Linked DNA regions of Homo sapiens: all the other regions are linked to region 2. The links are chromatin loops, found by intact Hi-C in ENCODE. Cell type or tissue: mammary epithelial cell. All regions are shown on one strand. Region 1 overlaps TGFA (transforming growth factor alpha). Region 2 has its middle 64 kb from the start of TGFA. Region 3 has its middle 27 kb from the start of FAM136A. Region 4 overlaps TGFA (transforming growth factor alpha). Region 5 overlaps TGFA (transforming growth factor alpha).

The links. Peaks named below come from ENCODE experiments on the same cell type or tissue, not always from the same donor. Only the 100,000 strongest peaks of a DNase experiment are listed, where the experiment ranks them.
Region 1: a loop joins it to region 2, with 6 times the contacts of the local background. A loop is called at or near these places in 33 of 110 quality-filtered maps.
Region 3: a loop joins it to region 2, with 4 times the contacts of the local background. A loop is called at or near these places in 6 of 110 quality-filtered maps.
Region 4: a loop joins it to region 2, with 6 times the contacts of the local background. A loop is called at or near these places in 6 of 110 quality-filtered maps.
Region 5: it touches region 2 in a loop (4-fold over the local background); 7 of 110 quality-filtered maps call a loop at or near these places.

Annotation. Positions count from the first base shown.
Region 1 is chr2:70,538,975-70,543,974 of GRCh38, reverse strand. All of the region lies in intron 1 of TGFA (transforming growth factor alpha), which reads left to right. Among named protein-coding and RNA genes, the nearest start is that of TGFA, 12 kb to the left of the region's middle. In mammary epithelial cell, no CTCF peak of the experiment used is centred here; a DNase peak (open chromatin) is centred at 2,144; H3K27ac peaks cover 2,893 bases.
Region 2 is chr2:70,614,844-70,619,843 of GRCh38, reverse strand. No RefSeq gene overlaps it. Among named protein-coding and RNA genes, the nearest start is that of TGFA, 64 kb to the right of the region's middle. In mammary epithelial cell, CTCF peaks have their summits at 2,065 (motif pointing right) and 4,413 (motif pointing right); DNase peaks (open chromatin) are centred at 2,083 and 3,453; H3K27ac peaks cover 1,007 bases.
Region 3 is chr2:70,327,028-70,332,027 of GRCh38, reverse strand. No RefSeq gene overlaps it. Among named protein-coding and RNA genes, the nearest start is that of FAM136A, 27 kb to the right of the region's middle. RefSeq lists a silencer at 1,917-2,211. In mammary epithelial cell, no CTCF peak of the experiment used is centred here; a DNase peak (open chromatin) is centred at 2,877; H3K27ac peaks cover 1,513 bases.
Region 4 is chr2:70,481,646-70,486,645 of GRCh38, reverse strand. The region is part of intron 2 of TGFA (transforming growth factor alpha); the gene reads left to right. Among named protein-coding and RNA genes, the nearest start is that of TGFA-IT1, 2.5 kb to the right of the region's middle. In mammary epithelial cell, no CTCF peak of the experiment used is centred here; no DNase peak of the experiment used is centred here.
Region 5 is chr2:70,495,251-70,500,250 of GRCh38, reverse strand. The region is part of intron 2 of TGFA (transforming growth factor alpha); the gene reads left to right. Among named protein-coding and RNA genes, the nearest start is that of TGFA-IT1, 16 kb to the right of the region's middle. In mammary epithelial cell, CTCF peaks have their summits at 1,958 and 3,202; no DNase peak of the experiment used is centred here.

The sequences.
Region 1 (5,000 bases), 76 kb after region 2:
CCTTTAAATTCTTGAAATAAACTCTTCTTGGCTATGTGGTATTATTCTCTGTATAAACTGCTAGATCTGCTCCATTATGAAGTATTTGGGGCTTTGTTTTCTTTTTTAGATTTTGATATCAATATTATGTCAGCTTTATAAAATAAATTTTAAAGCATCTCATCTTTTTTGTGTTCTGCTAGTTGAAGTATCAGGATAACCAACAATTTTGTGAAGGCTTGAAAGAAATTGCTAAGAAGCTTCTGGCCTGGTCCCTTTTTAGTGGTCAGTTCAAATTTTCTACTTTTTGAGTCAGTTTTGGTAATTACATATTTTCCTCACAATCTATTCAACTCAAATTTCTAAAATTTTAGCATAGATTTATAAATGAACTCCTTTTAATTAAAGAAACATTTTTTGTATCTGTGGCCCCAGTTAATGTAGTCTTTTTTTTTCTTTTTTTTTTTTTTGAGACAGAGTCTCGCTCTGTCGCCCAGGCTAGGGTGAAGTGGCGCAATCTCAGCTCACTGCAACCTCTGCCTCCTGAGTTCAAGCAATTCTCGTGCCTCAGCCTCCCAAGTAGCTGGGATTACAGCTGTGTACCATGCCCAGCTAATTTTTGTATTCTTTAGTAGAGATGGGGTTTTGCCATGTTGGCCAGGCTGGTCTCAAACTCCTGGACTCAAGAGATCCACCTGCCTCAGCCTCCCAAAGTGCTGGGATTACGGGCATGAGCCACCATGCCAGGCCTAGTAATATGACTTTAACAAATGTGAAATAAAGTAAGTATCAAGGCCCCCAAGATAAGACATATTTTAAAGTTTGTTTTTCTTGATGATATTTAGAGGGAAAAAACCCTTCTTTTATTTTTAAGTTTTCTTTTTATTTTTTTTAGGTGGAGTTTCACTCTTGTTACCCAGGCTGGAGTGCAATGGCGCAATCTTGGCTCACTGCAACCTCCACCTCCCGGGTTCAAGCGATTCTCCTGCTTCAGCCTCCCAAGTACCTGGGATTACAGGCGCCCGCCACTACGCCCGGCTAATTTTTGTATTTTTAGTAGAGATAGGGTTTCACCATGTTGGCCAGGCTGGTCTCGAACTCCTGACCTTAAATGATCTGCCCACCTCGGCCTCCCAAAGTGCAAATACCCTTCTTTTAAATAAAATTGAAGGAAAAGTTTCATAAGTAACAGTGTTCCCATAAGACCAGGTAAATAACCTTAGTTTGTCTGCATACGTGCATATACCACAGTTGTTATAGCAATGCCACTTCTGATTTGGAGAGTATATGACATTGTAATTTGTAGCTGAGGCTGCTGAGCAGCATCTTGATGCTTTGTTAAACTTTAAAAAGCTTGAAAACCTCCAAATACACCTTAAAAACCTCCAAATTTACCATTGTGTCCATTAGGTGCACAACCAATGCTTATATGAGAGAATTTATTGTTGGTTGGTTGATTTTGTTTATTTTCTGCTGTGTTTTTAAAATCAGCACTTCTAGGTTAAAATATTAGATTCTTACAATGAGACCGTATCTTCAGCTTGGGTTCCTTAGGGGCTTTAGTCTGAGTTTGAATGAGGTCAGTAAACAATTCTCCTAGGCGCTGAGAGGATAGATATACCTTTACTCGTTTTCATCATCTCTTGCCAGGTCTGAGGCATTCTCTTTGTAATTACTGTACTTCCAAGAGGCATAGGAGATTAACTGGCTAATAGTTCAGGTAATGTGGTCACACAAAAGTGGCTGAAGCTGATAAACAAGGTGTTTGCAATTACAGACTTTCCTCCCTTCCCTCTCCCAGTTCTTAGCAACTAACAAGGAAAACTCAAATTTATGATATATATTTTTTGGGGGGGTTGACAGAGCTTAAGATCTGTAACTTCCGCCATGGCAGCAGCCCTGAGGAATTGCCAAATGAATTATGGTGGCCATAACCTGTCCATCTTATTTGTCACCGAGCGCAGTTGGAAACTTTTGGCTGGAACCCTTCTCACCTCGGGATGGTTTCTGGGTTTTAAGTTTTGCAGTGGAGGATCGCATCATCAGGCCGGTCTGCGTGCTGTACACACTCCCTGCCAGCAAATTTCAACAATGACAGATGTTTTTTGCACATAGCAGACCTAGGGTGTTATAATTAGGGTTTCAGGGGATGAATCATAGGTCCCTGAACTGGAATGAAAGCAAGCCTGGGGCCTGAGCAGTTTTTAGGAATGTGAGGTAAACTCATAGATCACACAGATGGAGAATCCTTCTGGATCTGGACTCTCTCTGAATCTCATCAAGCACTCTCCTCCCCCAACAAAGAAAACCCTCAAAACAAGCACACCCCTGTGCTGGCCACAGCACCGGCCTCTTCTCATTCATAGAACACGTGCATCCTCTGCTGCCATCTCCCTGTGTGAGCTCTTCACGACACACTCCTTTTCCACCAGCCTCAGTTCAATCCTGCACATTGTTTTCCCAAAATGAAGCAGAAATCAGAATCTGCAAACAGCGTGTAAAAACACCCCCAGATTGACTCACCAGAGACATCCTCTTACTAGATTTAACTGCCAGGTGTCCTACCAGCCTTCTTTCTGGGCAAGGATACAGATATTTGTATAGTCATTTTTTTCCCTTCACAACATTGCTAGATTCTGTTTTAAAATCTGCTTTTCGCTTACAGTATATGGGGAAAATATTTCTGTGGCAAACATATAAATATATCTATAAACTATTAATTTTTAATGGCTAGGATATATTCTGTTATACAACTCTTATCACTTATTAATCCATCGCTATTGATGGAGATATAGATTGCTTTAAACTTTTAAATATTCAAACCTGAAATGAAAATTCTTGCCACTGAGTTATTATCAGCATTTTAAAATTATTTTCTATGGATGAATCATGAGAAATTGATCACTAGGTCAAAAGTTTCACACTTTTTTTGTCTCTTAATATATTTTGACAACAGAAAAGCTGTGCACGTTTATACTTCTATTGTTTATGTGTGAATGGTTGTGAATATTTTCATTCTCTAGACTTTGCTAATTCTGTTGGCAAAATGGTATCTCATTTTAATTTGTATTTCTTTGGTTTTCAGTAAGATTGAATGCTGCTTCATGGTTGAGTATTTAAATTTATTTTCTTGTGAGTTACCTGTTTGTATCCTTAGGCCCTGTTTTGGGTAGGTTAGTGATTTTATTATTGATTTGTAAGCAGTTTTTAAAAATACACACTGAAAATATTTTGTCATCTTGCCTTTTAAATTTATGTGAGTTGTATTTAGGTTTACTAAAAGTGTAATTTTTTTGTTTTTAACCTTAGGGACTAAAAATCTGTTCATAATCCCTTTATGATTTCTACTTTTGTGTAATACTTAGTCTTGGGGTAGAAATGATTTTCTGTGACTCTTTGATCTCTGATTTCCCCTCATACATTTATGTAGTTACCTTCAAATCTAAATTTTAATTCTTTGGGTGTGGATTTTGGTGTAAGATGTGGGGTAAACATCTAACTTGCCTTTTTGTCAAATAATGATCCAGTTATTCTAACATCATTTATTGAATAGTTTATTCTCCACTCACTGATCTCAAATCTCACTTTGTCACTTGATACATTCTTAGGAGTACTTGGGTCTGTCTGTCGAGTTTCTGTTCTGTTCCATTGATCTAAGGATCATGGCTATAATGAACCACTCTTATGAGTTGGAATGTGTTATTGCACTAGAAAATTAAGGCAGAAAATATTCAGGACCAAGAAGATAAAGTGTATTCCAGTGGATACCCATCACTTCTAACCCTCATAATGAGACCTTGACTTCCCTCCTACCTAGGTGATGTTGAAGGGAAGGATTACTTACCACGTTTCTCTCTCTGTTCTCTGGCCATTCTCTCACTTGGCCAGAGACTGGTGGGCACTGGGTCTTACTGTACTGAAAGGCATGGTGAACCTGCTTATCCTCTCTCCTATTGTTTCTGGAACTTAGTGTTTTATAAGAATTGGGCCGGGTCATGAGGCAGGCCTGCAATCCTCCACATTCTGGTGAACTGAGACTGTCTATTTTCATGTCCCCTTCTCAAATGGGAGTACTAGTGTAGAGTATGCCATGGCATATGTGGAACCACAGACCACACCTGGCACGGGAACAACTAGAGAATGAAAAAGGAACTTAAGTGGCAAGTCATAACATTGTTTTCTATATTAAAACAAACTTAGATGTGTTAATGAATAGGATGCAAGATTGAAATATCAAGGTTGTCTGGCTGTGGTGTCTCATACCTGTAATCCCAGCACTTTGGGAGGCCGAGGCGGGCAGATCACTTGAGGTCAGGAGTTCAAGACCAGCCTGGCCAACATGTTGAAACCCCAACTCTACTAAAAATATAAAAATTAGCTGGGCATAATGGCAGGTGCCTGTAATCCCAGCTACTTGAGAAGCTGAGACAGGAGAATCGCTTGAACCTAGGAGGCGGAGGTTGCAGTGTGCTGAGATTGTGCCACTTCACTCCAGCCTGGGCGACAGAGTGAGACTCCACCTCAAACAAACAAACAAAAATATCAAAGTTAATTTTTAGGATAAAAGATAAGGCTTTATGTAAATTGTGATTTTTTTTTCTTCCATTGGATTGCTTCAGGCTGTGTTCCCAGACTAGAGGGATAGGTATGAGTTCCCTCTCTCTGCCATTTTACGGGGGTTTTGATGGAAAAGTTTGAGAAGTATAGGCATACCTCAGAGATACAGCAGGCCCAGCTCCGGGCCACCACAATAAAGCAGATATCACAATAAAGTGAGTCACATGAACTTTTTGGTTTCCCGGTGCATATAAAAGTTATGTTTACACTATACTGTGTTCTATTAAGTGTGCAATAGCATTATGCCTAAACAAATTACATACCTTAATTAAAAATACTGTATTGTTTAAAATGCTAACAATTATCTAAGCCTTCAGCAAATCATAATCTTTGTTGGTGAAGGATATCACCTTGATGTCGTTGGCTGCTGACTGATCAGGGTTGTGGTTGCTGAAGGTTAGGGT
Region 2 (5,000 bases):
TCCTGCAAGCTCTCCTCCTCTCAGCTGACGAATTTGCTTTCAGTTTCACTGACAAAATTAAAAGAAACATTCCATCATCTCTCACTCTGTGTCTACTCCTTGCCTTCCATCTTATTCCTTGGATGAGTGGATCCTGATCCTAGCAGAGGACGACACCCTCATTTGTCCATCAGATCCCAGCCTCTCTCCTATACTCAAGGGCCTCACATAGCATTTCTCCCTCTCCCTCTTATCACAAACTTTCTCCTGTTAGCTGCATCATTCCCATCAGCAAATAAACATTTATATCCTTCTCCTATTAAAAAAATGCCAAATATTGTTTTCACATCTCCCTTTAGCTATTTCCCCATTTACTTTTCTCATTTACAGCAACGTTTCTCAGAAAAGTTGCCTGTACTCACACTCTTACCACTTTTTCTTGAACTCAATCCAACTGGACTAAACTCAACCCTCTAGTTCACCAAAACTGCTCTTGGGGAGATTATCAGTGACTTCTTAGTTGCTAAATCTGTGTTCAAACCTCAATTCTCACTTTACTTGACCACACATCTCAGTTCGCCCAGAACATCCCTAGCTTATTGTTGTCCTGCCAAAGTTGGGTGCCCTTTTTCGACTTTAAAAGTGCCATACTTTGTATAGTAAAGTATATGGTCACTCTCTTATCTGTAGCATTTGATACTTTGGGTCCTGCTGTCTTCTTTAACATTCTTTCTTCATTTGATCTCTGAACACCACTCTCCTGGTGTTCTTCCTCCATTACTGGCTACAAGACCTTATAAATCTGCCCTTCACCCCCATTACCTGTATGATCTCATCTGCTAGTACAATAGGGTGATTATTAGATTAATGTGTTTGTCAGCTATTGCTATAATAATGCTGCATAACAAATGGTCTTACAATTTCAGTGACTTACAACCCTGATAATTTATTTCCATGCTCCTAGGTCTATAGATTGGCTGTGATTTGGGGTGGGGTAGGCTGGGCCAGACCGGACTCCCAGCTTCTGGTTGGACTCAAGACTGCTCCACATGTCCAGGTTGAAAGGGCCCCACTCACTCTACTCTAGGACTGGCTCCCTGCTCCTCCTTAGGATGCCAGGAACACTCCCTCCTTAGCACCTTTCCATTGCTGTGCCCTCTGACTTGTGCAGTTTGCCCTCCGATATCTGCACGGCTCACTTCCTCACCTTCTGAATGAATTGATTCAGAGATTAATTTATTTGTGTACAGGTTGGCTACTCTCAATGTTTGGCTATTCATCTATTGTCTAGCAATCATTAGCTACTTACTTAGTGGATTATGCCTGTGTTGACAGTTCTACTCTCAACTTCATAACCTCTTTAGGGCTGGTAGCACACCAAAAAATGTTTTGAAGCCAACAAATTCGACATTGATGAAAATTAATGCAAGCATAATTTATTGCTGTGCCAAATCCAGTGTAGACATTTTCAATTGGTGAACACAGCTTAATTAAGAGATATTTATATGTTAAATAGAATTAGATAAAACGTAGGTCCCGACTGAAGTACAATTTATAAATCTGCCATTGTTATTGCAAGATTATTAGCTGCAAAAAGCAACCTCTGCTCCTTTCTAAACTTTCCAGGTATACTACATCGCACAGGCCTATATTTGTGTATTTTACTTTCCCATAATGGTTATGTTGGACTTTATTGCCATTTATAGAAATGGAGGTGGGTCTAATAATTTTTTTGAGGTGGAGTCTTGCTCTGTCTCCCAGGCTGGAGTGCAGTGGCACGATCTCGGCTCACCACAACCTCTGCCTCCCAGGTTCAAGTGATTCTCCTGCCTCAGCCTCCCAAGTAGCTGGGATTACAGGCATGCGCCACCACGCCCAACTGATTAGTAGAGACAGGGTTTCACCATGTTGGCCATGCTGGTCTCGAACTCCTGACCTCAGGTGATCCGCCCACCTCAGCCTCCTAGAGTTCTGGGGTTACAGGCGTGAGCCACCGCACCTGGCCAATTGTCTTAAATTCTGTTCCTGCAGACACTTGCACGTGGGCTTGCAAATCACAGAAAATACACCCTGGTGCCAGCAGGTGGCACCCTCCTCATGCCCAGCCAGGCTCCTCCCAGGAACTGCATTCTGGAGTCCAGGGAGCTTTGGTTTGGGAAATATTTGCCAGGGTTTCTGGTTATGGTCTTTCCCCAACAGGCACCTGTTTGACTGGCATTTCCTGGCATGCACCCATCTTAGCATATTTCTTTGTCGGTAGAGTTTGGCTTGAAGGGAGGTTTCAGTAATTGATTACCTCACACCACCAGGTAAGTTCAGACTTCCTTAGCTTAGAAACCAAACTACACAGAGTGGTGAAAATAAACACGGTCTTGAGTAACTCAACATGGATATTGCTGTTATACTAATAGGGTGTTAATTAGTAAAGAGTGCTTAACTTTTTTACTGCCAATCTAAACAAGCTGGCTATGTTTTTGGCTGTGGGCCCTACAACTGCATCTCAAAGTGCTTTGCAAACATTAATTAAATCCTTCAGTGCACATCCAAGTAGTAGGTATCATCAAACCCTTTTCCAAGATGTGGAAAACAGATTCCCTAAGCCAGTCCTTGCTTAAGGTTAGGCCCAAACTGGGACTGGGTTTAGAATGTTGTGAACAGTTCTGACACTCTCTGCGCCCAGTTCCCTGGAGTGTTCCAGCAAGTCAGCCTTTCAGCCAGACCATGGACGCCTTTTTCTTTGCCAACAACTGCAGGGTCTGAATTTTTCCAGGCTGAGGTTGATTCCTTCTACCCTGTTTGTCCTTATTGATACATTATAACCTGTCACCTCCCTGTCACTTAATTTCTGTTTTAGCAACTGTGATCTTCAAGATGGTGGCTCACAACCTTTGATGCACAGACTTAGGCTGGCTGGATGCAACATTTCTCAGGAAATGCCAAGCACCATGCCACAGTCATCTGAGGTCCTCTCTGAAAAGATACACTTTATCTTTCTGTCATGGTGGGACCCAGGTTCTGGGCCACAGGACTTGGTGGGCTAAAAACACTCACGCCCTATGAGGAGTAAAGGGCTTCTTCCCTGAGTCTTCTATTTCCAGAGTGTTCCTCTCTTCCTTGAAGATGCAGGAGAACAAAACGCACAGGGCACCCAGAAGCGAGGAGTGCCCCCATGCATTCCATGCTGGTGTGTCCAAGGTGCACTGTTTATGCTCTGCCCTGCTTGGGGAGCAGTGGCTCCCAGGCAGGCTGGGCCGGTATCACAGCGAAGCGGGTGGGACCCCCTGTCATCCCCAGAGGCTGGCCTGGCTCTCAGGAGTGAGCCCTGTGGAGTATCAGGCTCAGCGCTTCCATTCTGTCTACCTTGGACACGTGCTGTGGTTATAAACCAAGGTTGCAACACTCCCTGAGCTTTACTACCTGCCTTCTAGATGTGAGGTCAGGCTGACCTGTCAAGCTGTGACAGGCACCTGGGAGCAGGTTACTCACTCCACTCTGCTGAGTTAGGAGAATATTCCCAGAAGAGGTTTCACACCAGATGAATTGTCTGAACTCCGGATGTGGCTAGCCATAAGTGGCTCACACCTGGTGGCTCCTCCAGAAAAGCTCTCCAGGAGGAACCCTGCTGCCCTTAGTGAGCTGAGCAAGGGGGTGTTCCAAGGGAAACCTGACCTCCAGCCAGATACCCTGCAAGGGCTACCTAACTGCAATAGGAGGTTCTCCTGCAAAGACAGCTAGAGGGGCTGCTGTTAGCTTCCTGTCACCTGCTTTCCTTGCTTTCTTTACTTTCCAAGGCAGAGAAGAACTCCACAAGTAATTAACCCTTTACAAACTGAGTCACCGGACTTGGGCTATACAGGACTAGAGGGTTTAGTTGAAGAAGTTCACGTTGTAAAAATAGTGCTTTATGGATCTCTGGAACCTTTGGTAGTACTGTATATGGATTTCCTGAACCATCAGCAGAACACACAGTTAGGCAAGAGGCTCCTGGGGTGCTTCCAGCCTCTGGATCTCCTAGCCTTGCTAGAGATGTGAGGTCATTGGCACACACTGTGTCTATCTAAGCAAAGGCTGGACTGGAGTTTACAGTATGAATTATTGAGTGGGACTCATTTGTGGGTGCAATAAACTGAATGTTTATGTTCCCCTAAATTCATATATTGACAACCTAACCCCCAGTGTAATGATATTGGGAGGTGGGGTCTTTGTGAGGTGATTCAGTCCTGAGGATGGAGGCTGACAGTATTAGTACCTTTATAAGAGACTCCAGAGGGCTCTCTGCCTCCTCCTGCCATGTGAGGACAAAGCTAGAAGACATCCGTCTTTGGGCCAGGAAGCAGGTCCTCACCAGACACCAAATCTGCCAGCATCTTGATCTGGGACTTCCAGCTTCCAGGAGTGTGAGAACCAATTTCTGTTGCTGATAGGCCATCCAGACGGTGGCACTCTGTTACAGCAGCCTCTACAGACCAAGACAGTTAAGGTCTTTGGCCACCAGCTTAATGGCCAGACACCTTCCTCTTACACAAAGGAAGAGCAAGTTTTGGCAATATTGTGCTGTTACATGGTGGTCCCCTAACTACTCCTGGAGTGGGGGGTTCTGGGAGTGCTATACAGAGGGGTGGAATATTCTATTCTGCTAATGTGTGTTCAGCCAAAAGGAAGAAGGAAGGAGGGGAAAGAGAAGTAGGAAAGGAAAAAAGCTCCTAGAATTTGGTTAAGTCACAATGTTACAATCCCGAGGGTGCCAACCTTAAGATGGCAACTGATGAAGACAATGACGACTTTGGGGACAGTTCCTAGGACATATGTAGCCATCTGGGTGGGAGGTATGGATTTACAGTCAAACCTACTTTATACCACAATGCACAATACAGACCACGACTACATGCCTGACTAAAAAATGTTTTCAAACACATGCTTTCAAGACACTAAGGAACGTCTCTAAAGGCCCCAAACAAACAGGGTGGGAATCCAGAGAGGTGAGTGAGAAACAGTCAGTGGTAGGCCCAGGGACTTATGGC
Region 3 (5,000 bases), 290 kb after region 2:
GTTCTTTTTGAGACAAAGTCTCACTCTGTTGTCCAGGCTGGAGTGCAGTGGCGCAATCTCAGCTCACTGCAACCTCTGCCTCCTGGGTTCAAGTGATTCTCATGCCTCAGCCTCTCAAGTAGCTGAGATTACACGTGCATACCACCTCGCCTGGCTAATTTTTGCGTTTTTAGCAGAGATGGGGTTTCACCATCTTGGCCAGGCTGGGCTCAAACATCTGACCTCAAGTGATCTCCCCACCTCGGCCTCCCAAAGTGCTGGGATTACAGGCATGAGCCACTGCCCCCAGCCTCTTTTTCTTAAATTATATTATCCATAAATTCAGTGCAATCCCAATCAAAATCACAATTTTTATAAAACTTCATGAACATAAAGCATTAGCCCAGAATCTACCCCATGGGACCCAGGGACTTCAGCCATCAGCACAGGGGGCTCTTTTTCCCATAATGTTCACATTTATCAAAGTAATGCAGTCGTTAAGAAAATAAGGCAAAATATTTTAAAAGTAGAAAGAGGAACACAGTTTCACCCACTTCCACCTTCAAAACAACTTTGCAAACGTGGCAGTGTATCTCCCTTCAAATGTTTATAAAATCTGCAAGTTTGCTCTAACATAGAACAATGCCATCAAATATATTTGGTGGTCCTAAAAGTCACACCGTGAGGACAGGCACCCAGAGCACAGTTGCATTTAGAATAAACTCCAAGCTCCTTCACGCAGCCTGCAGGCCGGTATGGTCTGGCCCTGCCTCTGTTCCCGGTCTCATCTCCCGACCCCACTGGCCTCTCTGCCCCTCAGGCAGACGGTTTTTTCAGTCCTGGAAGGCACCCAGCCCTGTCCATCTTGGTGACCCCAGGTGGGCCATTCTGCTCCTAATGTGCTTTGGGCGCCCCTGCAGCCTGGTTCACATCCTTTCACAATTCAAAGCTTGGTTCTGGGGCCTCTCCTGGCTTCCCCCATCCCCATCTCAGTTAAAGCCCCTCTGTTATTCTCTTTCACAGCCCTCTACCTTTTCTGAATAATACGTCCCCCAATTTATAATGATACACTTTGCTTATCTATTTGGCATCTGTGTCCCCCACTGGAGGGATATGGGCAGGGTGACATGTGTTTTGCTCCTCTCTGGTGCTCCCCTCCTTGGTGTTCTTTTGTTCACATCTCCCTGTTTCATCTGCTCCAGCCCAACTTGTTCCCAGTCCCATCAGCTTCCAACCTCATGGTTCAAATCCAATGTATAGTCTCTCTTTGCAACCCCCAAATAGTGTCTCCAGCTGTGAATTCTGTTTCTCTCCTCTAATAGGGGGCAGTCTCCTCCCTGCTTTTTTTTTTTTTTTTTTTTGCTTCAGCTGGGAGGTGAGCAGCCCCATCTGTTCCCACCCAGGCTGGCCCTAAGCAGCAGTCTCTACACTGCCGCCGAAGAAGTTCCTGCAGACTTCTCCCCGCCCCTAGAATCAAACACATCCACTAACATCAAGCTTGAGCCACAAAGTTCCAGAGGTACCTCTGGGTTGCTGGGAGGAGCAGCAGTAACTTAATGCTGGTGTCTGGGGTGCAGAGGAGAGAGGGCCCCACTCTGAGCTCACAGAGTGCTGGAGGTTCAGGCTGTGGAACACCGGAACACAGATGTTCCCCAGGAGCCTAGATGCCCACTCAAACCTTCTTAGGCACTTTTGAATCTTCTTTTTTTTTTTTCTTTTTGAGACGGAGTCTCGCTCTGTCAACCAGGCTGGAGTGCAGTGGCGCTATCTCGGATCACTGCAAGCTCCGCCTCCCAGGTTCACGCCATTCTCCTGCCTCTGCCTCCCGAGTAGATGGGACTACAGGCGCTCACCACCACGCCCGGCTATTTTTTGTATTTTTAGTAGACACAGAGTTTCACCGTGTTAGCCAGGATGGTCTCGATCTCCTGACCTCGTGATCCGCCCGCCTCGGCCTCCCAAAGTGCTGGGATTACAGGCGTGAGCCACCGCGCCCAGCCGGCACTTTTGAATCTTTACAGGTCCCACCATCTTGGGTGAGGCAAAGTACAGTTTACCTTCATTATTCACAGTAGTTATGTTCTATAAAGCTGGCTGGAGGCCAAGGGCAGTGGCTCACGCCTATAATAGCAGTACTTTGGAAGGCTGAAGTGGAAGGATCATTTGAGGCCGGGAATTTGAAAGCAGCCTGGGCAACATATTGAGACCGCATCTACACAAAAGAAAATTTGTTTTAATTGGGCAGGCATAGTGGCCCATGCCAGTAGTCACAGCTGCTCAGGAAGCTGAAGCAGGAGGATCTCTTGAGCCCAGGAGTTCAAGGTTACCGTGAGCTATGATCACACCACTGCACTCTAGCCTGGGCAACAGAACAAGACTGTCTCTAAAAAAAACAAAAGCTCAACCAAGAGCGTCTCTGATATTTAAATAACGATTGTAGAGAACTTTATAGTTCTTAACACATTTGCATGCATGTGTGTGTGTGTGTGTACACATATATGGCTAAATTAACAGCAGATCCTCAAGACTAACCACAGTAAACAAATTGCCATGATGCCTTTTCCATGAGAACTGCTTTGTACACCCTGGCAATCCATCAGAACAGAAGCCAAAGCCCCAGTGTGCCCTTTTGTACTCTGTACTCCAGCTCACCTGCTGCTTCCCAGCTCACCTGTTTTCCCAAAGTTACAGACAGAGGACAGACAACATTGTTAAACTCTAGAGTGATTCCCATGGGCAGGGCAGGGCAGCGGGAGTGAGTAGGAGGGTGTTTTCTTCAAGTTGAAGGAGAGGAAAGAAAAAATATCCAGCTGTAGCAATCAGATTGTCGGCACCAAAGACAGAGTGACTCAGGGCAGGTCCTTGGCAAGCAGGCACTGAGCCAGGCTGGGCCCACACCCTGGAGAATGAGAATAGCATTCTGTGATCAAAGTGGGAAGGAATGCATCCATTCCGGAAACCAGGTGAGGCAGGGTTGTCATTAAGACAATCTGGGCAGAGCTGTGATTACAGAGGGAGCAAGCTGACGGGATGAAAACGGAAATCCACAGCGCCTGCTCCCTGCTGAGCAGCCCAGCTTGCCCATGCTGCCCTTTGGTCCAGCTAATGTCTCTGGGCAGTGATAAGGCCTTAAGTATCTGTGGATAAAGCACCTGATAGTTAACTAAAAATAATAATAATTTCAAAGTTTTGTTGAGTGAGCTTTAGTATTATATGAACTATCAGTCCTCATTCTTTTTCTCATTAATTAGGATGGATGTTCTAACAAGAGAAATTTTATATAACTAAAGAAGACACTTTTTTTTTTTTTTGAGATGGAGCCTATGTCACCCAGGCTGGAGGGCAATGGCGCGATCTTGGCTCACTGCAACCTCTGCCTCCCGGGTTCAAGCGATTCTCCTGGCTCAGCCTCCCAAGTAGCTGGGACTACAGGCATGCGCCACCACACCTAGCTAATTTTTTTTATTTTTTATTTTTTATTTTTTGAGACCGAGTCTCGCTCTGTCGCCCAGGCTAGAGTGCAGTGGCGCGATCTCGGCTCACTGCAAGCTCCGCCTCCCGGGTTCACGCCATTCTCCTGCCTCAGCCTCCCGAGTAGCTGGGACTACAGGCGCCTGCCACCACACCCAGCTAATTTTTTTGTATTTTTAGTAGAGATGGGTTTCACCGTGTTAGCCAGGATGGTCTCCATCTCCTGACCTCGTGATCCGCCCGCCTCGGCCTCCCAAAGTGGTGGGATTACAGGCGTGAGCCACCGTGCCCGGACTAATTTTTGTATTTTTAATAGAGACGGGGTTTCACCATGTTGGCCAGGCTGGTGTCAAACTCCTGACCTCAAATGATCCGACCACCTCGGCCTCCCAAAGTGCTGGGATTACAGCTGTGAGCAAGAAGACACATTTATTAAAGAAAACTTAGAAACCCCTGTAAACATTCAGAAGAAAATTATAGTCATTTCTAATCCAATCACTCCTATGTGATGACCCTTAACAGTTGTGCTGTGATTCTTCAGATTTTCTTCTAGGCATGTATATATAACATTTGTTTCTTATTTTAAAAATAAATCATGATGCATAAACTATTTTGTTACTTGAGTTTTTTCACTCAATCAAATGTAACATACTTCTTTCTTACCAAAAAAAATTCTCCTACAGTGTGGTTCTTTGTGTCTGTGGGGTACTTCATTGCACGGTCCTTTTGTTAGTTATTTAATCTGTTTCCTGTTCTTACACGTTTAGTTGCTTCCAAACGTGGAATATTATAAATGCTGTACTATACATCCTAGTTCACATATCTTTCCAAACATGTCTGCTTATCTCCCTCCTTCAAGATGAATTGTTGGGTCAAGGAGTTTTCATGTATTTGTGGCTTATGATATTCACTGCTAAATGACCTTGCTCTACAGGCTAGTCGTACCATTTACATCACCACCGTGTAAACGGTCCTTTTTCCTCTCATCCTCGCCTGCAAAAGGTTTTGCCCTGCTAGCCAACGAGTTGAACTGTGTGATAGGAAGAACCGTGATTTGTTTTCTTTTTGATTTCTTAAATGTTTAGTGAAACTGAATATGATTTCATACATGCATTAGTTTCCTCAGGCTGCTCTAACAAAGTGTGACAAGCTGCGTGGCCTAAAACAACAGATATTGATGGTCTCACCTCTGAAGATGGTAGGGAAGGATCTGCTCCCGCCTCTCTCCTGGCTGCAGGTAGCCTCAGCTGTCCCTTGGCTTGCAGGGCTGTCTTCTCTCTGTGCCTCTTCACGTGTCTTCCCTCTGTGCCTGTCTGCCTCTGTCCAAATGTCCCCACTCTATAAGGACACCCAGTCACAATGGATTAGAGACCACTCTATGACCTCAGTTTAACTAGAATATAAATTAATCCAAGTGTACAGGCCCTATTTCCAAATAAGATCACAGTCTGAAGTACTAGGGGTTGGGACTTCAACATATCTTTTTAGGAGGACAAAGCCTTCTCCAACGATATGCTTATTAGCCATTCCTATTTCTTTTTCCTTTGGTG
Region 4 (5,000 bases), 130 kb after region 2:
ACAAAAAAACACAAAAAGTAGCCTGGTGTGGTAGCGCGCACCTGTAGTCCCAGCTACTTGGGAGGCAGAGGCAGGAGGATGACTTGAACCCAGGAGGCTGTGTTTGCCTCACTGCACTCCAGCCTGAACAACAAAGTGAGACCCTGTCTCAAAAAAAAAGACAAACAACAACAACAAACAAACAAAAAACACAAGAAATGAATAAAGGCAGGGGGTGCAATTATAAGGATCTTGTTGCAATTTGCTTAGATGTTTTTGAGAGACAGCTTTGGTGTTTGTGGTTGGGGTCTCATACAACCAAGAGGAGTATACCTTAGAGGTACTCAGACACGGATGGAAGGAGGCAAAATATCCTGCCTTTGTTCCCTGTACCCTTCGTCCCTTAAGGGCCACTGTGGAATAGGTCAGAATATTCATTGTTTCACCATCTAAGTCTACAGAGGTCATTTTTGCCATATTGGCTGGAGGCAAAATATAGACCTCCATCTGCAAGAAGAGTGTCACAAGTGGGTAGGTGAGGGAAAAGTCCACTCCAGTGGGCAGTAGAAAGCAATGACTTCCTGATGTAGCAGGCTAGGAAAAATATGTTCAGGGCACTGTAATTAAGATATATATTTTGTGAGCTTTTGCCTTTCAAATACTATCAGCTTGGCATTTGGGAGTGTAGAAGAGTCCTCGGTTCCAGGAGGAGGAAATATGATTGTGAATTGTGACTTCCTGCTGAAGGATACAGCGTTGCCCCTGATGTAGCCAATTAGTAAGTATCTGGTCTTTCTTGACTGTTCATCTGAGACTTGATGGAGAAGGGCCAACACAGCCAGCCACCAGAGTGGGGTGGTTGCCTGTATAAATGCAATATATGAATATAATTTCAGCTATAATGTCTTTGTAGCATACAAAGACAGGGAAGTAAGTAAGTACATGTTTGGCAAAAGAGCCACTGAGCTGATCAGTATGTCCCTAAGCTGAAATTGCAGGGAGGGAAAAAAGTCTCAAAATGGTCAAGCCAGATGCTATGGGAAGGGTAGCAGGGATGGTTTGAAAACTAAGCAGTGCTCGGTTCCTTTGGATTGATTCTCAGTCTTCAGAGGTGATCCTGGATTTATTTTCTAATTTCATAAAACACTAAAAGGGACTGTGCCAGCACTTTGGGAGGCCGAGGCAGGTGGATCATGAGGTCAGGAGTTCGAGACCAGCCTGGCCAACATGGTGAAACCCCATCTCTACTAAAAATACAAAAATTAGCCAGGCACGGTGGCGGGCACCTGTAATCCCAGCTACTCGGGAGGCTGAGGCAGAAGAATCACTTGAACCCAGGAGGCGGGGGTTGCAGTGAGCCAGATCGTGCCACTGCACTCTAGCCTGGGTGACAGGGCAAGAGTCTGTCTCAAAAAGAAAGGGGGGGGATGACTGTGAAGGTAGGCGTATCAATTTAGGAAGGGTGAGCTTGAGAGAAGAAGGAAGAGCGGTAAGGCTACAGAACACAGTATTGCTATAAACAAGACTTACCACCTTGGGTAACTACAGATTTATAGCTCACTTTGGGGGCAGTGAATAGATGAAACTTGGCATTTTAATTCAGTTTCTGCCTGTGGGCTTGTTGAGGAAATGTTTTTGGAAAACTGAAGCGAATCAATGGTTGCAGTGAGTTGAATGGGTGATTCCATGATCCTGTGGGCACTGGAGAATTGGTGACAAGGAATAGCATTATAAGAAGTCAGTTGAAGAACAGATCTTGTTCCGAATACATCAACTAGGGTTCTTTGGTTGCAACAATCAATTCCAACTAACTTGAACAAAAGCAACTTTGTTGGAAGGCTGTTGGGAGCACACAGAATCTGTGGGAAAGCTGGAGAATCACCCTTAGAACAGAACAGTAACCCAGATGACTCCAGGAAGCCAGGAATCAGGAATGGCAGATTCTATCTCAGAACAGAAACTCTGCTCAACATGCCACAGTTATAATGCATGAATTCCATCAGCATTATCTTTTTGTCTTTCTTATCAAGATTCATATTTGAGGTAAAGAGGATGGAAGGGTGGGTAGCACATCTGAACATGGTGATAAGCCAATGTAAACCTGTAGGGGAAGAGGTAATTCCCTAAAAGAAAACCTGAGTGCTGTTATGAAGTAAAGAAATGTTTGCCAGGCAGCCCCAAATAAACAAATAGGCTCAATAATGACATGGACAGTTGCTTCAAGAAAAAATAATCGGGATATCAAAAGTTAAATCATCATAGATCAATTCTGTAGATAGATGGTTGATCTAAGAAATTAATATTGTCTGGATCTTGATGACAAAGTAGTCATAAGGATAGAATGTGGTTTGGCAACAAACTTCAGATGGGTATATTTTCTGGAAATCTCAGCATGCTGCAAATTGAACACCTGAAGAATTCTTTACATACTTGTTGGTTATGTATTACTCAGAAGATAAAGAAGACAACAGGGACACCTGCTTCTGTGAATGCAGTCTTGATCAGAAAGGATAACAGGTTGATATCTATATGTGCTATAGAAGTGAGAGAAGGAAACACTAGGTAGAGTTCAATTTCAGGCAATCAGAGTGTCCAAAAATTCAGGGTAAAACCACATGTGATCCCACAAGCATGATTCTACAAGGGAATAAGGCCAGGCCAGTTGAGAGGCTCATAGAGTTCTGAGTTTGTAGTCAAAGGGTTCATGAGAAAGTAAAGGGGAGAGAGACTGTAAGGAACCCAAATGTGGCTGCAGAAGGAATTCTCTGATACATCATCTAGTAAGTTATGCAAGAACATCAAAAGAAGGATGTGTCCCAAGAGGTGACAAAGAATAGAATGGAAGAGCACTTTGTTGAGGGAACAAGCACGTTAGTGCCTCCTAGGTGGCAGGTGTTTATGAGAATGTCAGGAAAACTGAAGGACAGAAAGAACTAGAGTTGTGGCTATTGGCCACAAACCAATGGTTTTCTGAGGCTATCTTTGGGAGCAGACAGGTAAAAAAAGGAAGGAATAAGTCCATCTCTTGTGGCAGGTAGAAAAGGTTAGTGCAAAACCAGGAAAAGACTATTATTGACATAATTTTGCTTTTATATTTTCTGTCAAAAAGAATAAAACAAACATAGTAAATATGAAATAAAAGGTTGAGTGAGTATCCTAGTAAAAGACCCCTAATACCACAGATGAGTTTACTCATCACAGGTACAGATGAATTTTACTTCAATGTACTGAGAAACCTGTAGCAAAAATCACCCATCCCTGTTGGTGATTTTTAAGAAATAGCAGCAAATGTAAAAATTGCTCAGAGAATGGAAAAAGACAAATACATTTCTGACTTTAATGATGTAAAAATGCCTGAAGATTGTTTAGAATGTAGATTATAAAACTTGACACTCCCAGGAAAACATTAGACCAATTTATTACAGCAAATAAAGAATGAAAAGTCACAGCAGATTAACTTTACTTCTTTTTTAGTGTTGTAAGACTGATGAGGGAAATGCCACCAGCATAAGGCTGTATAAGAGGATACACGTTGAGTTCAACAAGGCACATGACAAAATCAAAATATTCAGTTGGACAAAATGGAGAAATATGAGTTACAAGAGTTCACAGTTGGCTAGTTGGTGAGAAGGAACAATGCCAGTGACCTCTTTAAATGAAGAGATCCCCAAACATACTCAACATGGGTTTACCTAGAAGCTTTTGGGAAGGGTAGGACGTTTTTAACTAGGTCATCTTCAGAAAACATTTGTTGATGTATTCGCATTGACCTAGAAGGGGGACTCCTGGGTGTGCCAGCAGGCTTTATCCTTCTTTCCTGTTGAGACTTTTATGAGCAAATCAAAGGAAGACATATAAGGAAAAGTTTATCAGATTTAGAGACAACACAGTGCCCAGAATGATAGCTGAAGTATTGGATGATAGAATAAAGACTCAAGAGAAAAAAAAAAAGTTTTGAGCCAGAACAATGGATCACAGCCAACCAACCAAGTTAAATTGAACAGTGACACATTTATAATAACAGTCAGTATTTAGGTTAAGAGTAATGATTTAATCAGGAAGATATGAGGCCAAATTTGACAGTAGTTTAAGTGGAGAAACAGCCAGAGGCCTTAGCTGACCACAAATTTATATAATCCAACAGCATTCCAGGACTGCTGGCAAAATTGATGGAGAACTAAGTTCTATCAATGTAGAAATCAGGTCATGGGAGGTGGTTTTCCTACTGTACTCTGTTCCTGTAACCTAGAGCTTTAGAGCTAGGACTCTGAGGTCACACTGCCTGTTTTTGGATTTCCCTTCTGCCTCTTCCTAGCCCTACATCTTTAGGCAAGGCTTTTAACCTCTCTAAACCTGTATTCCTCATCTGTAAAATGGATAGAATAATAGAACCTATATCACAGGGCTTTTATAAGAATTAACTTAGGTAGTACGTATAAAACTGTTAGCACAAAGGCCAACATCCAACGTATTTGGTAAATGTGTTTTGTTGTTGTTGTTGTCCCCATTACTCTATAGTAGACTATTTTAAGAAAGGCACTAAAAAAAAAAAAAATCAGAATTTTCCCTGAGGTGAGAGGTTTGCAGACTTTCTTGCTTAAAGAATACTTATAGAAACTCAAAGTGTATGTTATTTATTGCTATATGACAAATTAAAATTTAGTAGCTTAAAGCAATAAACATTTATTTTCCCACACAGGGTCTGAGAGGAATTCAGAAGTGGCTTTGCTGGGAGGTTCTGGGTCAGGGTCTCTCATTGAGGTTGCTGTCAAGATGGCAACTGGGGCTGCACTGTCATCTGAAGGCTTGAGTGGGGCTGAAGAATGGCTCACTTACAAGCTATTGTTGGGAGGCCTCAGTCTTTCCACATGGACCTCTCCATTGTGTGTCTCAATGACTTAGCAACTAGCTTCCTCCAGAGTGACCAATCCAAGAGAGAGAGACAAAGAGAACAAGGCAGAAGTTACAGTGCCTTTTATGACCTAGTCTCTGAAGTCACATCCCATTCATATTCTATTGGT
Region 5 (5,000 bases), 120 kb after region 2:
CCACTTGCATGTGGTACCTCCTTGAAGAGGATATCCCGAGAAGCCTCTGGCAGCTCTGTCTAGAACTGCATCGTCCAATATGGCAGCCACATGCAGCTGTGGAGTGCTTGACACATGGCTAGTTCCAATGGAGATGTGTTGAAAATAGATACCATATACCATATAGTGAAGACTTAGTACATTAAAACTGAATATCTTATCGATAAATGTTTGTATTGCTTGTTTATTGAAGTAACACTATTTTGACCTTATTTGGTTAAATTAAATACATTATTCAAATCAATTTCACCTTTTTATCCTAAAGGTGGCTACTAGAATATATAGAATTACTTATGCGGCTTATGTTTATTTCACAGTTTTAGAACCTTGCGACACATTTGTTTTCACTCACATCCTTTCCTTCAATCCTGGGTTTCTCCCTAAACGCCAGCCCCAGGGTCATCCTTCCTCAGTCTCACCCCAATATTGTGCTGCAGCCAGCTGTTGAGTGCTTTCTCATGTCCCTGTACTTGTGAAAATGCTCTGCATACGGATGAACCCCTAGTGCAATGTCTGACACAATAGATACAAAATAAAAGTTGAGTAAATAAGTGAATACTAGCTCTCTGTAGCTCACCTATTTCTTTATAAAGAAACGAAGTACAGAAAGTTAATATGGCATCGAGGTTACTTCTAAAAGTGTGGACCATAGGCTGTTGGCATAAGAATCACCCAGAACGCTTGTAAAAATTAAGATTTACTCCAGACTAAAAGGTTCAGTCAGGAGATGTTAGGTTATGCTGCAGTGACAAAATTTCACTGGCTTAACAGCAGGTTTAACTCTCGGTCACTCTGTGTCCACTGCGGGCCCTGGGATACTCCCCAGGAAAACTGATAGTTCAGGTTAGACCTCCATATCAGCAAGTGGGATCCATCAGCAAGCTGGGTACTCCCGCCTAGTTATGCGTTACTTGTCAGTGCTCACATTTCATTCTCTGAAACAACTCATATGGCCATACCTAGCTCCAAGGAGACCGGGAAGGCCTCTATATACCTAGAAATAGAGGTGAGTGTACACTGGTAAGCAATGGGAATGTCTGCTTCATAGGCCAAATGCAAATCTCAGAGGTAGGGCCTGGGGATCTGCATTTTTAACTCCCCTAGTGATTCATATTCACTGTAAGTTTGAGGACCATTGAGTAGAACTAGAGTTCTCAACTATGGCTGCACGTTAGAATTACCTGGGGAGTTTTAAAAACACTAGTGTCCTGGCCCCACCCCAGAGATTCTAATTTACAGGGCCTGGGGATGGCATCCAGGCATCAGTAATTTTTAAAACCTCCCCCAGAGATTCTAGTATGCAGCCAGGGTTGAAAACCACAAGTGTAGGGGAAAAAGAGGGAAGGACTCTTGAATCCTGACTCTAACACAGACCGAATCTGGTTTTGCATGTCTGTTGAAGGCAGTAAAGATCAAATGAATGTGAAAGCATTTGTCAACTATAATATAGAACAAATACTGGCCATTATACACTGGCAGGTGTGGACTTTTATGCAAACTAGATCTGTGCAAGCTGTCATATATGTATGACATGATCTCACTGCCACACACAAAACCAGGAGAGGAGGGGCAGCATCCACCACACCTTTGCACCTGCCACCTTTTACAGTCAGTAAATGGGTGGTCCCTTCTACCTCCCCTCCCCTCCACTTAACTTGATGATAAAGGGGATAAAGAGAAGAAAAAACTCATTCCTTGTCTTGATTTTTTTCTCTCCAGCCTGTTCCAAAACCCTTAGCCCAAGCCCCGTTGCCCTTACTCTCTGTTAATCTGAAACTGGTGCCTCAAACCTCTGGTCCTCTGCAACCTCATCTCCTCCTCTTCCTGCAGCCTATTTCCCACCTGCCACCCTAGTCCCATGCCAGGAAAGGCAGGGCCCTGGGGGAGCCCCAAGCCTGCTGGCTGATGGTTTGAACAGCATAAGGAATCCATATTCTCAGAAAATTTGTGCCCAACATTGTCCCTGGTGGTATTGTTAAGAATGGCAGATTTAGCAGCACTCTGTTTAAGAGGTGAGGTATGCAATAGGTAAGACCAGCTTTTATGAGCTGCTCCAGCTCTTTCACCCACTTTTTGTAATATTCTGTTTCCTGTGGATTCTGAGATCTCACCAAATGATTTACAAACAAGCTCTTGGAATGCTACTGTTATGTAAACTGGAAATTGTACCAACAGTCAGTTTTCTTTGGTTATAAAAATACCACATTGGCTTTCTTCCATTGGCAGAGCTAAGAGTTAATGCTGGAATAAGCTGTTTTTAGTTATTTTTCCTCTTGTATCTAACAATTTTCAAGGCAGAACAATGCAAGAGTACCTCAAGTAAATAACTGTAACACCTTTTGTGAAAATACAGATTTGCGCATTTGATATGAATTAGCTTTAAAAAATGATGGAAAGAATTGCTTAGCCTGGATAGCTGTGACATAGGTTCTGTAAAATGATTCTTACTGGTCAGGCTGACATGGCCAAGGTTCTTGGCAGTGGAAGTTTTATGTCAAGCAGCAGATCACAGGCCACCACTGTCTTTTCAAAACCTGGAGGCCACTTTCTCTTATCCTACCCACCAGCCTGGCCCTCCTTTCTACAGCTGGTTCTTAATCAGAAGTTAGCAGGGCTGGGATGCAATGTGCCCAAAGGAGAAGATGCTCAAGGACCTCAGCTCCTTGTAGGCAGTGACCACTGGTGCAGGCTTTTCTTATTTCAGTGCCTCCCATATAGTAGGTGAAGAAAGTGCTTTTCATTATTTTGTGCATGGGGTTAGGTCTGGTTGTGGACCTTGGAGATTCACTGAATTGAACAGAAATGCTTAGCAATCTTAAAATGAGCCTCCTAAGTTAAGATCTATGTCATATACTTTGTTGCAAAGAAAATAGTTAAAAATGTGTGTAAGCTTCTGGTTTAAATGGCAAACCCAATACTGCATCTCTCATATCAACAGCTACAAGAACATACATAGTAACATACTCTCAGAGTAAAGTCCAAGCTCTCCATTGCCCTGCAGAGCTCTGCCGGGTGCAACACCCATTCCCACTCCATCTGTAGCTCATACGTCTTTCTTCCTTACTTTCTATGCTCCGGTTCCCTGGTCTCCTTTCTTTTTCCCAGATGTATCATGTCCTTCTCTAACTTCTAGGCTTTGCACTTGCTCCTCCTTCTGCCTGGAATGCTCTTTCCCCAGTTTTTCCAGTGGCTGACTCATTCATGTCCTTCGGGTCTCAGATGTGCTTCACCATTTCAGAGAAGTTTTCCCTGCATGGTGATTCTGGCAGTAGCTCTTCATCACATCTCTGTGCATTTCCTTAGTAGCACCCAGTGCTGTCTATAATGATTTCGTTTGTTTATTTACTTATTTGCCTGCCTCCCCCATTAGACTTAAGTTCCTTGAGGGCAGGGACCTTGTCTGTCTAGTTAATTAATGGATCCCCAGTACCCAGCACAGTGCATGACGCATACAAGACACTTGATATTTTGTTGAGTGAGTAAATGAATGAAGGAAGTAAAGAAGGAAGGAACACTATGCACCATACCAAGTGCTTTATATCACCCATTTTGCCTTTATAACATTCCCTATTGATTCATGGGGAAACTGAGCCCCAGAGAGTTTCAGTGACTTGCCCAAGGTCAGAATTAGTAAGTCACAAAGAGCCAATATTTGCTCTCAGGTTTGTCTGCCTATAAAGGTTTGTGCCAGAGTCAGGTCTGAGGTTATGGTTCAATATTAAGTTTTTGCCTCTTTCTGTATCTTCATAGGTATAATAGCATGAAGTATTCTGTTTTTTTTTCCCTGTGGCTCAAAATTTTTTGTCCATGGCCTTTGAAATAGGTCCTTTTCTGCTATTTTCTGCAAAAGAACTTGGTGGTAACAAGAAAGGGTTCTGGTAGAAGCATATTTTGGAGGGAGCTGTGGAGATCTGCCTTGAGTGTGAAGATTACGAATGACTCTTATTTGAGAAGCAATATGTGTCTTAAAGTCTCATTTTTAAAAAACAATAAAAATAATTTATGGCAGCAACTGGAAAGCAGTGTCCAAGCTTCAGATAACAGTGATACTGCTCTGGTAACACCACCTCCTTCCCCCAGTCTCGGGGCCTTCAGGTTCACACATGTGGGTATGGCAGCAGCTTTGCAGTATTCAGCTGAGATCTCCACGGCAGCCAGGCTCCTCAGTGCTCAGGAGCCTCTGGTTGGAAAAGAGATAAATCACTATTTCTACAAATTATATGAGTATATATCAAGGAAGCACGCACAAACTGCCACAAATGCCTATTAGAAATCTTAAAAGTAGCCAGTAGGGTGCAAGTAAGAAAACAGTCAGTAGTTTTCCTATAAACCATCAATAACCAATTAAAAATATACTGAGCAGGAGGGGAAAATGGGGAATTATTATACTATTCAAACGGTAGAATGTTCCAGTTATGCAAGATGAAAAACTTTATTGATCTGCTGTACAACATTGTGCTTATAGTTAATGATATTATACACTTAAAAGAATCTCCCTCAAATAACAATAATCATAGTAACAATAAAAAATATACTGGAGAGAATCACCTTCAAAATAGTTGTAAAATATAGACTATAGACCAAGTAGAAATAATCTTTAAAAGATGTGTCAGAATCTGTTTGAAGAATACCATAAAATTTCCTTTTAAGGTAATTTATTTGACTAATAGAGAGACCTGTGCCCCTGGGAAAGTAAAAGGTTATAGAACTGTTCTTCCCATTATTACTTTAGAAACCCAAGGCAGTTCTAGTTACTCTTTCCACAAGATTAGGATGAATAAGGGGGAACTTAACTAAATGATTCTAAAGTTCACCTTTAAGGCACAAGAAAATGCTCATGTAAAATGTGGAGGGATTTGTACCTCCAAATATTAATAAACATTAAAACACTGAAATAATTAAAACATTGCAACACTGGGACAAGAATAGACACATTCATGAGCCAGCATGGCAAGCTCCAA